Linked DNA regions of Homo sapiens: regions 1, 2, 3 and 4 are each linked to region 5. Evidence: chromatin contacts called from ENCODE Hi-C data. All regions are on one chromosome and are shown on one strand. Each heading gives the region's core, a stretch centred on a gene start or an enhancer-like site at or near the end of the contact. The rest is flanking DNA. Distances are from core to core; before and after follow the strand shown.

Evidence for each region. Hi-C counts contacts between places; a loop is a spot of excess contacts on that map. Pooled maps may share reads with other maps.
Region 1: a loop to region 5 is called in a map of B cell, with 12 times the contacts of the local background. The contact joins the promoter of SYAP1 here to the promoter of EIF1AX in region 5. A Hi-C loop is called at or near these places in 2 of 168 maps with a recorded cell type or tissue (B cell and sigmoid colon) and 13 of 50 pooled maps.
Region 2: a loop to region 5 is called in a map of ascending aorta, with 6 times the contacts of the local background. The contact joins the promoter of AP1S2 here to the promoter of EIF1AX in region 5. A Hi-C loop is called at or near these places in 1 of 168 maps with a recorded cell type or tissue (ascending aorta), 1 of 37 single-sample maps with no recorded cell type and 10 of 50 pooled maps.
Region 3: a map of CD8-positive, alpha-beta T cell shows a loop between it and region 5 (22-fold over the local background). The contact joins the promoter of RBBP7 here to the promoter of EIF1AX in region 5. A Hi-C loop is called at or near these places in 1 of 168 maps with a recorded cell type or tissue (CD8-positive, alpha-beta T cell), 1 of 37 single-sample maps with no recorded cell type and 11 of 50 pooled maps.
Region 4: a map with no recorded cell type shows a loop between it and region 5 (11-fold over the local background). The contact joins the promoter of PRDX4 here to the promoter of EIF1AX in region 5. A Hi-C loop is called at or near these places in 2 of 37 single-sample maps with no recorded cell type and 8 of 50 pooled maps.

Annotation. Positions count from the first base shown.
Region 1 is chrX:16,718,345-16,721,044 of GRCh38, reverse strand. SYAP1 (synapse associated protein 1) reads right to left here and starts at 1,433. Exons shown (of 9, transcript NM_032796.4): 1 at 1,146-1,433. The coding sequence starts at 1,320. RefSeq lists an enhancer at 1,564-1,623.
Region 2 is chrX:15,853,470-15,856,169 of GRCh38, reverse strand. It overlaps AP1S2 (adaptor related protein complex 1 subunit sigma 2), which reads left to right and starts at 1,357. Exons shown (of 6, transcript NM_001272071.2): 1 at 1,357-1,482. RefSeq lists silencers at 941-1,050, 1,141-1,420, 1,641-1,930 and an enhancer at 719-1,323.
Region 3 is chrX:16,868,979-16,871,678 of GRCh38, reverse strand. It overlaps RBBP7 (RB binding protein 7, chromatin remodeling factor), which reads left to right and starts at 1,317. Exons shown (of 12, transcript NM_002893.4): 1 at 1,317-1,641; 2 at 2,459-2,603. The coding sequence starts at 1,626. RefSeq lists enhancers at 623-1,301, 2,311-2,400 and silencers at 1,041-1,350, 1,681-1,730, 1,751-2,090.
Region 4 is chrX:23,666,060-23,668,759 of GRCh38, reverse strand. It overlaps PRDX4 (peroxiredoxin 4), which reads right to left and starts at 1,267. Exons shown (of 7, transcript NM_006406.2): 1 at 949-1,267. The coding sequence starts at 1,189. RefSeq lists silencers at 805-934, 1,285-1,464 and an enhancer at 1,214-1,508.
Region 5 is chrX:20,140,418-20,143,117 of GRCh38, reverse strand. It overlaps EIF1AX (eukaryotic translation initiation factor 1A X-linked), which reads left to right and starts at 1,280. Exons shown (of 7, transcript NM_001412.4): 1 at 1,280-1,493. The coding sequence starts at 1,478. EIF1AX-AS1 (EIF1AX antisense RNA 1) reads right to left here. Exons shown (of 2, transcript NR_046592.2): 2 at 2,674-2,700. RefSeq lists enhancers at 1,169-1,218, 1,279-1,548, 1,879-2,038.

The DNA.
Region 1 (2,700 bases), core at 184-2,683, 3.4 Mb after region 5:
TGCTTTTTTGTTTTGTTTTGTTTTGTTTTTTTGAGATGGAGTCTTGCTCTGTCACCCAGGCTGGAGTGCAGTGGTGCGATCTCAGCTCACTGCAACTTCCACCTCCCCAGTTCAAGCGATTCTCCTGCCTCAGCCTCCTGAGTAGCTGGGATTACAGGTGCCCGCCACCACGCCCGGCTATTTTTTGTATTTTTAGTAGAGACGGGGTTACATCGTGTTGGCCAGGCTGGTCTCGAACTGCTGACCTCATGATCCGCCCACCTCAGCCTCTCAAAGTGCTGGGATTACAGGCCTGAGCCACCATATCCGGCCTCAAAGATGCTTTCTGTGATCACTGAAGCCCACCATGGTCTCTCCAGAAATGAGAATTACTACAGCATGTGTTTACTCCACGTCTATTATCACCTGTCCCCCAACCCCTGTAGACTGTAAACTTGGAAAGAGCACGGGCTTTAAAATGAGAAAGATCGAAGCTCAAATTCCACTTCTACCACTCACTATCAGTATAACTTTGGCCCAATAACTCTGGGCTTGTTCCCCCAACTCACTGGGGGTGTTTAACAGATGAAATGGGATATCTTTCATAAAACATCTAGTACTGCAACTTGCGTATAGCAGACAGTTGGCATTTTCTCTCCCTCCTTAAGGAAAAAGGTCTCTGTACCTAAAAAGCATTTGACCGGGGCAGACATTGACATTCAGTAACTGTCAGTTTACTTCAGACAACACGTTCTGACCTAGGGGCAAAAAATTATTTTTTCAACCAATTCAAGCTCGCCAACTATCCCCGATCTGGGGGGTGTAAATGAAGGTTTTCGAGTTGAACAAAAAAGATTCCTTGTCAAACCTGAAGACGTCGGGTCACACTGCTTGACTGCATACCTGATTCCAATGTCTGCAAACTTTGTAGACTTGTCACCAGGAACTTCAGGGACAGGACCTGACTGCTAGATGAAGCTCTGGCCTCGTCCAGATCCTCACCAATCTCTCCCGACCCGGAGAGGACTGACCGACAGACACATCTTCCTCCCCTGCCTCCCACCTCGGCCCCCTCATCCCCCAGCCAGTCGGGCCCGCGCCCCAGGGCCGTCCCAGAGGAGGAATGCGCCCCCCCCTTCCCGGTCCCAGAGCCAGGGTAGACTCACTGCCGAAGTCTTTGGCCTGGTGGAGGAGCTCCTGGTCTCCCGCTTGCTGCAGCTCCTCCTCCGCAGACTCAGCCACCGTCTCGGACGGCTGCTCGGGTGGAGCATCTCCATTGGGCTGCCCACCGCCTGCCACCGGCTGCTGCAAGCCCAACCAACTGCTCAAGCCCCGGAACATCCCGCTCGCGGGCCGCCGCCGCGGTCCCGATCCCCAGAGACCGCAGCGAGCACTGGTTGCCTTTGACTCCACTCTGCGCGACTCCCAGGGAGATGTCCGGAAGTCGGAGGAACACCGCAGCCGCCGCAGCCCCGCCTCTATGACGACTCCGCCGCGGCCGCGCAAGCGTCACTTCCGTCCAAAGGCTCCGCCCCTGGTGACGTCAGTTGTGACAACTGTTTTGTGCGCGTGGATAGGGGACAAAGAGCTTTCCCAGCGTAGCCCTGCCTTCCCTCTTTTCCTCATTCGCCAGCTTTGTAGGTGACTGACCTAGTAGGCATGTGGACGGTGTCTTTGTCACAGTCCTAGCCAGTCCCATTTTAAGATTGCCTCTAGGCAGCTTGGCTGGTGACTTAGTCTCGCCTTTTCAGGTCCCGCAGGGCTGCGTTCCCGCAGAATTGGATGTCTTTAGCCTCCTCCTGAGCCCAATTCAAAACTAACCCAAAGCCGCCAAGCCCAACAGGGAATAAGAGGACAGAATAAGGTGTTAAACAACACAATGGGATGCTGTCAGCAGAATCTAGACTATGAGAAGCCACAGGACAGACAACCTTGTTTCTTCAAATAAATTGCAAGGAAGAGAGGAGTGTGGTGGGGAACCTATAGATTAAAAAAGACTTAAGAGATGTAACACATGGCCCCTTGTGCATTTTATTAGGATCCTAATTCAGCAAACACATTGAAAAAAATAGTATGATACTTATTATAAGAACTGGAAATTTGGACACTGGGTAGTTGATAAAATTAAGGAATTGTGAAATTACAAAATTTTAATTGTGGTAAAATACACAAAATTTACCATCTTAATATGATTTACCATCTTAACCGTTTCTAAGTGTACAATTCAGTACTGTTAAGTACATTTACATTGTTGAGCAATCAATCTTCAGAACTCTTCATCTTGCAATTAAAAGAATGAAAAATAGTCCGAGTGCGGTGGCTCACGCCTGTAATCCCAGCACTTTGGAAGGCCGAGGCGGGAGGATCACAAGGTCAGGAGTTCGAGACCATCCTGGCTAACACGGTGAAACCCCGTCTCTACTGAAAATAGAAAAAAATTAGCCGGGCGTGGTGGCGGGCGCCTGTAGTCCCAGCTACTAGGGAGGCTGAGGCAGGAGAATGGCGTGAACTCGGGAGGCAGAGGTTGCAGAGTCCATTCTCAAAAAAAAAAAAAAAAGAAAAAAGAAAAATAGAACTTCATCTTGCAAAACTGAAACTACCTATGAAACAACTCCCCATTCCTGTCCTTGTCATCCCCCTCCTCCCCCCATTCTACTTCTTGTCTCTATGGATCTGACTAGATACCTTAATATAAGTGGAATCATTCAGTATTTGTCTGTA
Region 2 (2,700 bases), core at 108-2,607, 4.3 Mb after region 5:
TTTTAGCATTTCTTTTTTTACTTTAGGCCATTAAAAAAATTCTGGCGACTATACTTAGGAACCTCTGCAAAAGGGGCATGGCCCAACAAAAGCAATTTTCTCGCTTCCTTTGTAAGAACCTAGGTGACTCGGGTAATGAATAGCATTTCGATATGGGAAACCCGTGGCTCTTCAAGGAAGGTCACCTAATCCCGTGGGACTCCCCTTTCCTTATCTGTAAATGACTAGATGATTCATCCATTCTATCATTCAGAAAATTATGAACATCCATTATGCCCAGGCATTACGCTCAGCATTACAGCTCTTAACAAATTTATCATTTTATAGTCTTTATCAGTCAACTCACATTTATTAGTTGTTATATACCAGGCTGTGAACTAGATTGAGATGCAAAATGAATACAATTTAAGGTGTGCTAAATAAAGGCTAACGGGCATGTGGGTGAAAGAGGGAATCGCTCTTACAGGGTTTTAGGGTGAGGCTTCATAGATGTGACATTTGGGAGCAAGGACATGCCAGGCACAGCAAGTCGTCGGCAGTGCTAAACTGGAACCCAGGCGGCTGGTGGGGCGACCCAGTGTGAAGGAAGCGGGATCTCGAAGGTGAGGTGCTGTCCGGGCTTTTCAGCCGAACGGACGGTAACTCATCCAGTCCGCAGCACCGAGGATGGGCGAGGCGAGCCCAGGGAACAGACTCCCGCGAAGCTCGGGGCGGAAGGTGTCTGGGCTAGGGCTGGAGCAGTGCAATGGGAAGGAGAGGGCGGATTCCGGACAATTTTGAGGCAGAATGATAGCAAAAGGCCCGTGAATGCGTGACGAGCTCCACAGAAGAGCTGACTTGTTTTTCCAGAGTTGCAGCACTCCCTCGTCTCCTCCCACCCTCCTCGTCAGCCGTCACACTTCACACTTCCTCTCTGGGGACACAGAGAATCATTAGAGCTCGAACGTGGCTCTTCGCTGTCCGGAACTTCCCTGCCCCGCACCACCCGCTAGGCTAAGGACGCTGCAGAATCCCGTCCTCCTATCATTAAACAAGCAGGACAGCCGCCCGCGCGCGTCCCGGAGGCACCTGCAAGAGCGCGCGGGCGCGCGGGCGCTCGGGCCCGGCAAACGCCGCTTCCGGGTCACGTGGCCCGGCTTCCGGTTCGCACCTCCCCTCAGCGAAGAAACCTCCAATCGGCTGCCTTGGACTCAGCGGTTACCCGCGCTGCCTCCGGTGCCGCTGGCGACCGCTGAGCCGCTTCCCGCGCGTCGCCTAGCCCGCCCCTCAGCTCGCCGCAGCCCCGGCTCCTCCCTCGTCCGGCCCCCGGGGCGGGGTCTGTCAGCTTGCCCTCCCCTCTCCGCCTAAGCCTGCCCTATGCCAGCCGGGTGTCCTCCCCACAGCACCACGGCTTCTCTTCCTCAGCACGGCGACAGGGGCTTCCCCTTCGCCGCCGCCGCCGCCGCCGGCCAAGCTCCGCCGCGCCCGCGGCCCGCGGCCGCCGTAAGTCCCTGGGGGCGAAAGGGGGCGCCGGGGATGGGGGAGAGGGGGAGGGAGGACTGGGCGCGCCCCCCGCCACCCCGCGCGCGCCCCGACGACCCCACCCCGAGCCTGCCCGGCCCGCCACTGGGTCGCCGCGCCCGCAACTCACTTCTCTCCGTGTCCGCGCCCTCCGCACCACTCCGCGCCGCGCCCGGGGATGTGGGGGCCAGTCCCGGGCTCCGCGACAGCCTCGCGGCACCTGTGGTTCGGGAATCGCCTCAAGTTTTGCGGGGCGCTTTCGGGAGGGGCCGGGGGCGGTGGCGGCCGAGGACTCTTGGCGCCCCCTGCGCGGCGGCGGATGCCATTGTCTGCTCCGCTCCTTGCCTGTCACCTCTCCCGGGCTTGGTCAGTGATGGAGTGTGGCCACGGGAGTGGGGGGGAGGCACCGGCGACGGCCGGACCCGAGGAACGCTGGCCCCGAGCCCGCGCCGCGGCTGAGCCCATTGTTTTTAATGCCAGTCTCGAGGAATTGTGGTGCCCTGTGATTTGCGGCAAAATCAAAGCGTTGGTTTTTAACACGAGGGAAGGAATACTCGTGCTTTGCAACCGGGTTTCGTCCCATGTTAGGACATAATTTATTTTAAGGAGAATACATTGTTTTTTCGTCCTGCAAAGTGGTAGGGCGGATACAGGACCCTGCTCCAGACAGCCTTGAGCCCATACTCTTCGCAGGCAAACCCTCACCCTTTCTGGTCACCAAGATCTAGGAATACGAGGTCCATTCTTTTCCAAGTTCTGGTAACGGGTTTGCAGTAAATGCCCAGTTGATGCTTCACTTCCTGCCCCCTTCGAATGCCGCTATCTTCAGGACTTGCACGGGAGGCACTTTGGTATCACCTAATAATGTCCTTATATTTTGTTCCCCTGACGCATTTTAAGTGAGGTAATAAGACCATTTTAACTTTACTAAAGTTGAATTGCCACGTCATACATTTCTAGATATCTTGTTGATACCTTTTTGGGTGGTTACAAAAAGCGACGATAATTTCTTACCGAAATTTAGGGCCCATTTTTATTCTACATTGGTTCTGTAAATTTCCCCTCCCCGTGTTCAAATTCAAGATGGTGTGGTGAATCTTGAGAATCATGCTTGAATCTTATTTGCAGTAACGCTGTTAAAGGAACTTAACAGTGATTAAAAGAAAAAAGGATACCTATGTGAATTCTGCCTTTAAATTA
Region 3 (2,700 bases), core at 68-2,567, 3.3 Mb after region 5:
AATGAACGGTATTGTATCGGAAACAACACAGTAAATATCTACAGAAGGGAATGTGACTGGTTCTGCCACTGACTAACGTCTGGGTTTGCGTCCCGGTCAGAAAAGTGGGCATGACAGCGGCATCTGCAAGATAGCATCTGAGCATGAAGGCACTTGGAAAGGTATCAAGGCAGCAAATGTTCCGGGGGTGCTTTTGCAAGAGGAGCCTCTCCCGGAGCTGGACGTACACTTCGGTTCCCTTTGCACGCAGGCACCTTGGTCGCCTCCCCCAACTCCGTCCCCTCTGCTCCTGGCCCTCATTTTCTTCTATTTCCCTTTTGGCCTTGCAGCCAGCTTTCTCCTCCCCCGACACACTCCTCAGGGGCTATGAAGTTCCTGAGCAGAGCAGGGCTCAGGTAAGCAGGCCCAGGGTAGTTCAGCCCTGCTCTCTCCAGCTCCGCCAGCTTGGGGTGGGGTCGCGCTGGGACCCCTGCAGGTGACAAAAATGACTCAGCAGGGGCCGGGGCTGGGATGAGAAAGGAACGCCAGTGCAGGGACAAAATCCCCTGAAGCGCGAAGAGGCCGCAAACCATCATCTTAAGGACCCAAACATCGAACAAATTAAAATGTAACAGTGTAAATCGGCTTCGGCCCGCCGGCGGCCTGTGCCGCCACAGGCTGCACATTTAGCCTAACAGGGCGGCCCGGCGGCTTTTGCAGGCAGAAAACGCCCGCGGCCTCTCCAAAAGCTCTCCTCCGTCTGAGACCAGCCCCACCTCGGCCCGACCGGGCCCCAGGAAAGGCCAGTCGGCTGGAGGAGAACATTTCAGGGGTGCAGAGAATTGCATGTCCGTGATTATCAGGGAGACTTTGAAGGCACAGTAATCTCTCGAGAACAGGAACCATTTTCCCCTCTTGCTCTGAGATTTTGCTTGGCTAAGCGGCGGCAGCCTCCCTGCCCCCCTCTCACCCCCACCACCGCTGCCGCTACAAGCAACCACGCCCCGCGGGCCCCAAGGCTCGCCGCCCCGGGGCTCGCGGCCCCCACTCAGCCGGCCAGCCGCGCCTCCATCAGCCCCGCCCTCGCGCGCCCCCATCCGCCCCGCCCCCTCGGGCCCTCATCCGCCCCGCCCCCGCGCGCCCCATCCGCCTCCGCGGCCGGCCCTGGGAGCGCCGGGCGAGCCCTCGCGCCTGCGCATCGCCAACTTCCTGCCGCGGCACGCTCCGCCCACCCCCAGAAGCCCGCCTCCGAACGCCGCGTGAAACCCGCCCGCCGCGCGTCATTGGTCTCGGCGCCGGAGCCGTTGGCTCCCAGACCCGCCTCTCCGCCTCCTCTCACTTTTCCCAGGGCGGATGCGCCTGCGCTCAGCTGCCTGGGCGGGCTGGGAGGCGCGGGTTGAAAAGTCTCGTTCCAAGTTTGGAGAGAGAGAGAAGAGCGCCTCAGACCTCGGTACCCGCGAGCGGGGAGGAGGCAGGAAAGAAGGACGCGGCGTCTGGGGAGCACCCAGGCAGCAAGACGGGGCCCGGGCTTTCGACAGTGGGGAGTGTGACGCGCTTGGGAAAGGCAGGAGCGCCAGCGGTCGGGCTGCTCTTGGCTAACGAGAGGAGTCCGAGGCGGCGGCGAGGGGCGAACGACCCGACGCAAGATGGCGAGTAAAGAGAGTAAGAGGCCCTGCGGGGCGGCGCGCGCCGGGGCCGCGGGGGGCGGCGGGCGCGCGAGGCCGCGGCACGCGCCGGCGAAAGGCGCGAATTGGCGTGCGGAGCAGGGGGCGGGGCCGGGCGCGAGACTGGGCGCGCGCCTCGAGGGGCCTGCGCGGGACGGGACCGCCGCGCCGAGGGCTCCGAGCACTTCCGGAGCCGGGCGCGGGGCCGAGGGCTGGGCCCCCCTCTTCCCTTCCCTCCTCCAGCGGCTGCGCTCCCTCCGGCGCCCTCGGCCCCGGGGCGGAGGCGGCCCCCGCCGCTGGGAAGCGAGCGCCGCGGCTCTTTCTACGCGCGCGCGCGCGTTGACCGCCTCGGGGTCGCGGCCCTTGTCCGGGGGTTGCTGGGGTCCTCAGGCCTATGGCTGCCGAGGCGGGCGTCGTGGGAGCTGGGGCCTCCCCTGATGGGGATTGGAGAGACCAGGCCTGTGGGCTTCTGCTACACGTGCATTTGTCTTCCCGACTGGGTCGCGCAGCCCCTGTACGTACAGGTCGTCATCTTAGAACAGGTGCGAACAGCTGTAACAGGGTAAACAATTTCCATGTCCGTGTAATTGACTACCCAACATGGTGTACGCAGGGGGTATTGATCTCAATGGAAAAAATAGGCTTCCTGATTGTTAGTATTTTCTCCACCTTCTGGAAGAGCAGTTAGTTGTCCGTGTCCAAATTAGAGGTAAAAGGAAAGAGTACATGAGGTGTGGCCATCTTGAGGTGACCTCCAATTTCTGACTTTGATCTATCTCAGCCACTTAATCGTGTGGGCTTTCTCCAAATTTCAGTGTTTGAAGATACTGTGGAGGAGCGTGTCATCAATGAAGAATATAAAATCTGGAAGAAGAATACACCGTTTCTATATGACCTGGTTATGACCCATGCTCTTCAGTGGCCCAGTCTTACCGTTCAGTGGCTTCCTGAAGTGACTAAGTAAGGGTTTCTGGCAACTTTTATTTTGTTTAAATTTAACTGTCGTTCTGAATTTCCTAGTTTTGGCGTTTTATGCATAGAACATAAGTATGTAATC
Region 4 (2,700 bases), core at 18-2,517, 3.5 Mb before region 5:
TTACTTTTTTCACTGAATACTGGCATGGAACATGCTGTAACTGAACCATAAAAACCAACTACACACCTACAGAATGTCAAATGATCTGCAGGAAAAGCAGGTTACTGAATAGCAAGCAAGAGACAGCCTTTATCTATAGCCACTGTTCACTTTTGGTTAATTTTAACATCCAGATGTAGCAGGCTACAACTTTCACAGTATCTACTTCGTCTGACGTGTCATTCCTGAAAGTGGCCATTAGCTTTGTACACTGGACAGAAATGCAAATAATCAAAAACCAAATTGGCAGGACACAAATTTGCCACGAGGTTTATCATCAACCCAAATGCATACTTCTAACCTTTTCCCCCATTTCCCTCAAAAGTACACTCTGTAATAGGTTCTTCATGTCTGAGAAACATAAGGAATATCCATTAACTACACAGGCTTTGGGGAAGGTGGCTTTCAGTAATAATCTTTGTAAGATGCAAACAAAAAGGAAGAAAGAAAAATGAAATGTTTGACCTCCCGAGCACTGTGTTTAGCAACTTTTCTGTTTAATCAAACTTTTTGTGAATCATTATTCAACCTATCAATGTCTTCCTTCGCTGAAATAGTACCTGAAAAAGACAGGATGTGCTGAAGGCACTTTGAGATGTTTCAGGAACTGTTTCAGTTTGCCCAACATCCTCGATGCAAACTCGGGACTAGGGCCACCCACTTTCCCTCAGCTGCGGCTTTTGGGGTAACCACTACCTCTTCTAAAATCTGATCAGTGGAAACCATACCTTTCTTCACAGCTAGAACTCCCCTTTATTCCCCTCCCCGCCCTCCTAGGTGAGAACCAGGCCCGCCCAGGGCCCGGAGGCAGCCCAGGGGGTGCCGCCCAAGCCCAGATTCCGGGGGTGTAACCGGGGTACACGTGTCTCCGGAATCTCCCCTCCCACCCTTTGGCGGGACACCACCTACTCTTCGCTTTGCTTAGGTGCAGGGAGTGGTCGGCGACCGATACCCGGGATGCCTCTCCCGGGTACACTTGTCCACCCGCGTAGAAGTGGCACTCCTCTTCGCGAGTCCGGGGCCTCTCCTCTGTCTCCCAGCCCTGCACAGCTCCAGCCGGCAGCAGGAACAGCAGTAGCGGCAGCAGAAGCAGCCTTCGGTGGCGGCCGTGGTCCGGAGTTGTCGCGGCTAGCAGCGGCAGCGCCTCCATGACCACGCGAGCGCAGAAACACGTCCCTTGGCGCGAGCGCCGCTTCTGCCGCCGCCGGGCAGCTACAACCGCGTGCACGACGCCCGCGCGAACCGGGGCGCGGCCTCGCGAGACCAGCTCCTCCCCCTACCCCCCCTATCTGCTCCCCGCCCCGCCACGTGGGCGCCGGCCGCACCTCCCCCATCCCAAGCCTGCATTTGCGCCTGCGTCCCGCGGCTGACCAGGACCGGGAGCGTTGCCCAACTCTGTGAAGGCAGCGACAAGGTCTCCTGACCTCCGCGCTGTTTTAGACATCTTTCCACGTCCATCTCTTCCACAAAGCCTCACCACTGCACACAAGCCCCTCACAAGCGGAATCTAACCTATATGCTTGTGAATGGCTTGCATTTTATACTTCTAATAAGCTTTTTAAAAAGTCACTTAACGTTTTTAAAAATTATATTTACTTGACAAATCATAATTGTATACATTCGTGGGATGCAATGTGATTTTTTGAAATATGTATCCAATGTGGGATGATTACATCACATTAACTTATCCATCGCCTTGTTTACCTATGACTTTTATGGTGAGACATTTCAAATTTACTCTTATTCATTTTGAAATATACATTATTATTGACTGTATTTACCCTGCTGCTTACCAGAGGTTGGGAAGTAGGGAAGGCGAGGCGAGAGGGAAGGAATGGGGAGTTAGTTGTTGGTCAGAGGTTACCAAGTTCCAGATAGACAGGAATAAGTTTCAAGATCTAATAGACATTTACTAATTTTTTTTCTTGAAGTGATTTGTGTGAACGGGGCCATGATCTGCACTACTTGCAGCTCTTTTAAGTCCTGGAAAAACTTAGGGAGGGTAGGTCTAACCATTTACTTTCCTCCAGCATGCAAGGGCGTACAGGCAGTTTTTAGTGACCTAATCTATTGTTTCAAAGACAGCTTTTTTTTTTTTTAATTTAAATGAAGACTTGAAAAGTTACCAGAAAACTCTCCCAGCAGTGTTGTTCCTTTTTCTGACAATTACCCCATCACCCAACCCCTGGCCTTTTCCCTGCCCTCCCCACCCATCTCCCCGCCGTGGGCACCGCCCCGCTTGCCGCTGCAACCTGCCGTGTGCGTCTGCGCACTGGGGGCAGGCCCAGGCCACCGAGCGTCCACCAACTGGACTAAGACCACCTTGTGTCGTCACTTGTGACCGATCTTCTGCACTCCCACCCTCAGCACTGTTTTAGACCCTGTTCATCCTTCTGGGCCCATCTTGTACACAAAACTTCGCAGGTGACTGGCCTCGCGCCCTCAGCACTGTTGTAGGCCTTCTCATCCTTCACACCTATTTCTTCCACAAAGCTTCGCCCATGGCTGTCTTCCCACCATTGAAGTGCCAACGACCCTCGCCGCCAGCACTTGTTAGACATCCTTCCACGCCCATCTCTCCCAAAAAGCCTCCTCATCCCACGCCACCCCCGCCCCTCAAAGGGAAACTGACCTTTCTGCCTCTGAATAGCTCGCGTTTTA
Region 5 (2,700 bases), core at 31-2,530:
ACGAATTTTGGGGGGGACACAATTCAGCCCATTAACATTGAGCTTAAGTCTTTTCTCCCCTCCCTCCCTTCCTTTCTGTGTGTATTGAACACCTATTATGTGCCAGACATTCAGCTAAGTGGGGGTAATGGTAAGCAACAAACATGGTCTCTGCCCGGTAAGGTTTACAGTGAGGTAGGACAGACAGACTTAAAGAGTAATAACAAGTGCCATGCAAATATTATGCTTTGGTAATGGATGCCAGGAAAGCCTTGCCCTTCCCATCAGGCTCCCAACCCGGCTGGGCGAGTGAAAGGACTGCGTTATGAGCTAACCGGCTGGGCACGGTGGCTGACGCCTGTAATCCCAGCACTTTGGGAGGCCGAGGTGGGCGCGAGTTGAGGTCACGAGTTCGAGACCAGCCTGGCCAACATGGTGAAACCCCGTCTCAACTAAAAGTACTAAAATTACCTGGGCATGGTGGCACATGCCTGTAATCCCAGCTACTCGGGAGGCTGAGGCAGGAGAATCGCTTGAGCCCGGGAGGCGGAGGTTGTAGTGAGCCGTGATCGCGCCACTGCACTCCAGCCTGGGCGATAGAGCAAGACTCCATCTTAATAAAAAAATTAAAATATTGGCCGGGCGCGGTGGCTCACGCCTGTAATCCCAGCACTTTGGGAGGCCGAGACGGATGGATCACGTGGTCAGGAGTTCAAGACCAGCCTAGCCAAGATGCTGAAACCCCGTCTCTACTAAAAACACAAAAATTAGACGGGCGTGGCGGCACGTGCCTGTAATCCCGGCTACTCCGGAGGCCGAGGCAGGAGAATCGCTTGAACCCGGGCGGCAGAGGTTGCAGTGAGCCGAGATCGCGCCACTGCACTCCAGCCTGGGCGACTCTAGAGCAAGACTCCGTCTCAAAAAATAAAATAAAAATAAAAATATACATATTTTTTAAAAACTGAGCTAACCACGAGGTTAACGAGTCAGCCACTTGTGAAACCGGGAGACGCGCGTTTGCTACAAAGCAGCAGAGGTCTGGTCTTAACCAGCAGCAAGCGCCACCTCAACCCGCCCTTTTCTATGACGCAGAGTCTCTCCCCCTCCCTCCCTGACTCCGCCTTTTCCCTGCTTGAGGCCCTGCCCCTCGCGTCCTCTCTGGCTTGCTGCGCACCCTCCCACAACGCGTCTCCCTCGGCTCTAACAATAGGAGTCAGTCGGCCACGCCTGCGTCATAAAGCCTGGGGGCGGGCCCAGCCGGCGACGGGAGGCGGGGAAAAGCGACGCAAAGAGTCGCGGCGCCATTTGCTGCCGCCGAGCGTGGACGCAGGCGGATCTCTGAAGAGCTGGGTCGCCAGCCTCTCCCGCGCACGTTGCCTGGCCTCCAGCACCTACTTGGTCCCGCGCGCTCCCTCGTGTCGCCCCTCGGAGCAGCAGCCGCCGCGGTCGCCGCTACCCGGAAAGAAGTCAGAGACGCCGCGAGGTCGCCGCCACCGCCATGCCCAAGAATAAAGGTAATGCCGCCCGGACCCCCGGACCACGGCTCTGCTCGGCCGGGTCTCCCAGGTCCTGCCCGTAGATTGCAGGTCACCCAGGCCGCAGTGACCCTTTTTCCTTCCCGCCCTGCCTGCCCGCGGCTGGGCGCCCCACACGCGACTCTGAGCTCGGGAGAGGAGCTGGGAAGTTAACTCCTGTTGCCCAGTTTGGTCACATTGGGGTGGAGCCGGCGCCATTTTTGTAGGGCCTCCTGCGGGAGAATGTGGGCTTTTGCTCCTGATTCGCGCCAGACTGACCGCTGCTCGGTGGGGACGGTGGCGGGAACCTTCCCCGGGGCGGCCTAGGTTTAGTAGATAGGCCCCTTTGGCCTTCCCGGGCATGAGGGGTTATAATCCCTGGAAGCCGTTCTGAACTTTCAGAGTGCTGTCTGCATTCGTGAGCACCAGGTACTCCTGCATGGGTTTCTTTATGGACAGTTCAGTATTGTTGAGGCTACTCGCTGTCCCTTGTGAACAGTGGGTGAAACCTTGATACATTTCTAAGGCTCACCTCTAGAGATTTACTCTCTCCATCCCTTTACAGGATATAGCTTATGTTTGTTTGCTGAAGACTTATTCCATATTGAGCCAAGTTTTCTACTTTTGCTTCAGATGATGCATATGTTGTGAGAATAAAGACCTAATTTAAGTGTCCTCCATTCTGAGGCTAAGCGTTCACAAATGATCAGACTTGAGGATAACTTTATTTGGGATTTCCAAAACGGAAGGCCTAATCTTAAAAAAAAAAAAACAAAAACAAAAAACAGAACACTCCTAAAGAAATTACTTTTATAGATTTACAGTGTTCCTGTCATTTTTAATAGCCGTATAACTTGAAGAAAATTGTGCAAGTAAATATAGGGAAAATACTGTATTTTCCTACAGGAGAGGAGCATACTTCATAGTCCGTAAGTAGTCTCCTTTGATTATTCATTCTAGAGGAAACCCTCCCCTGACACAGGCCTACTTCTGCTCTCTTTTCTACTTGACAGCTGGCTCCAGGGATTCTACCACATTTCCTCTTTGTAGCTGTCACTTATTACTTTATCCCTTAGGGTACTTGGTCGAGGTGTTCTGTGCACAAGTTGGTGCAGTCACTGCTCATTATTTTGGAAAAGATGGAGTTATAAACAAAAAATTTTAAAGTCTTACAGTTTTCTTCTGTATAATCCTTTATTCTCTCTGA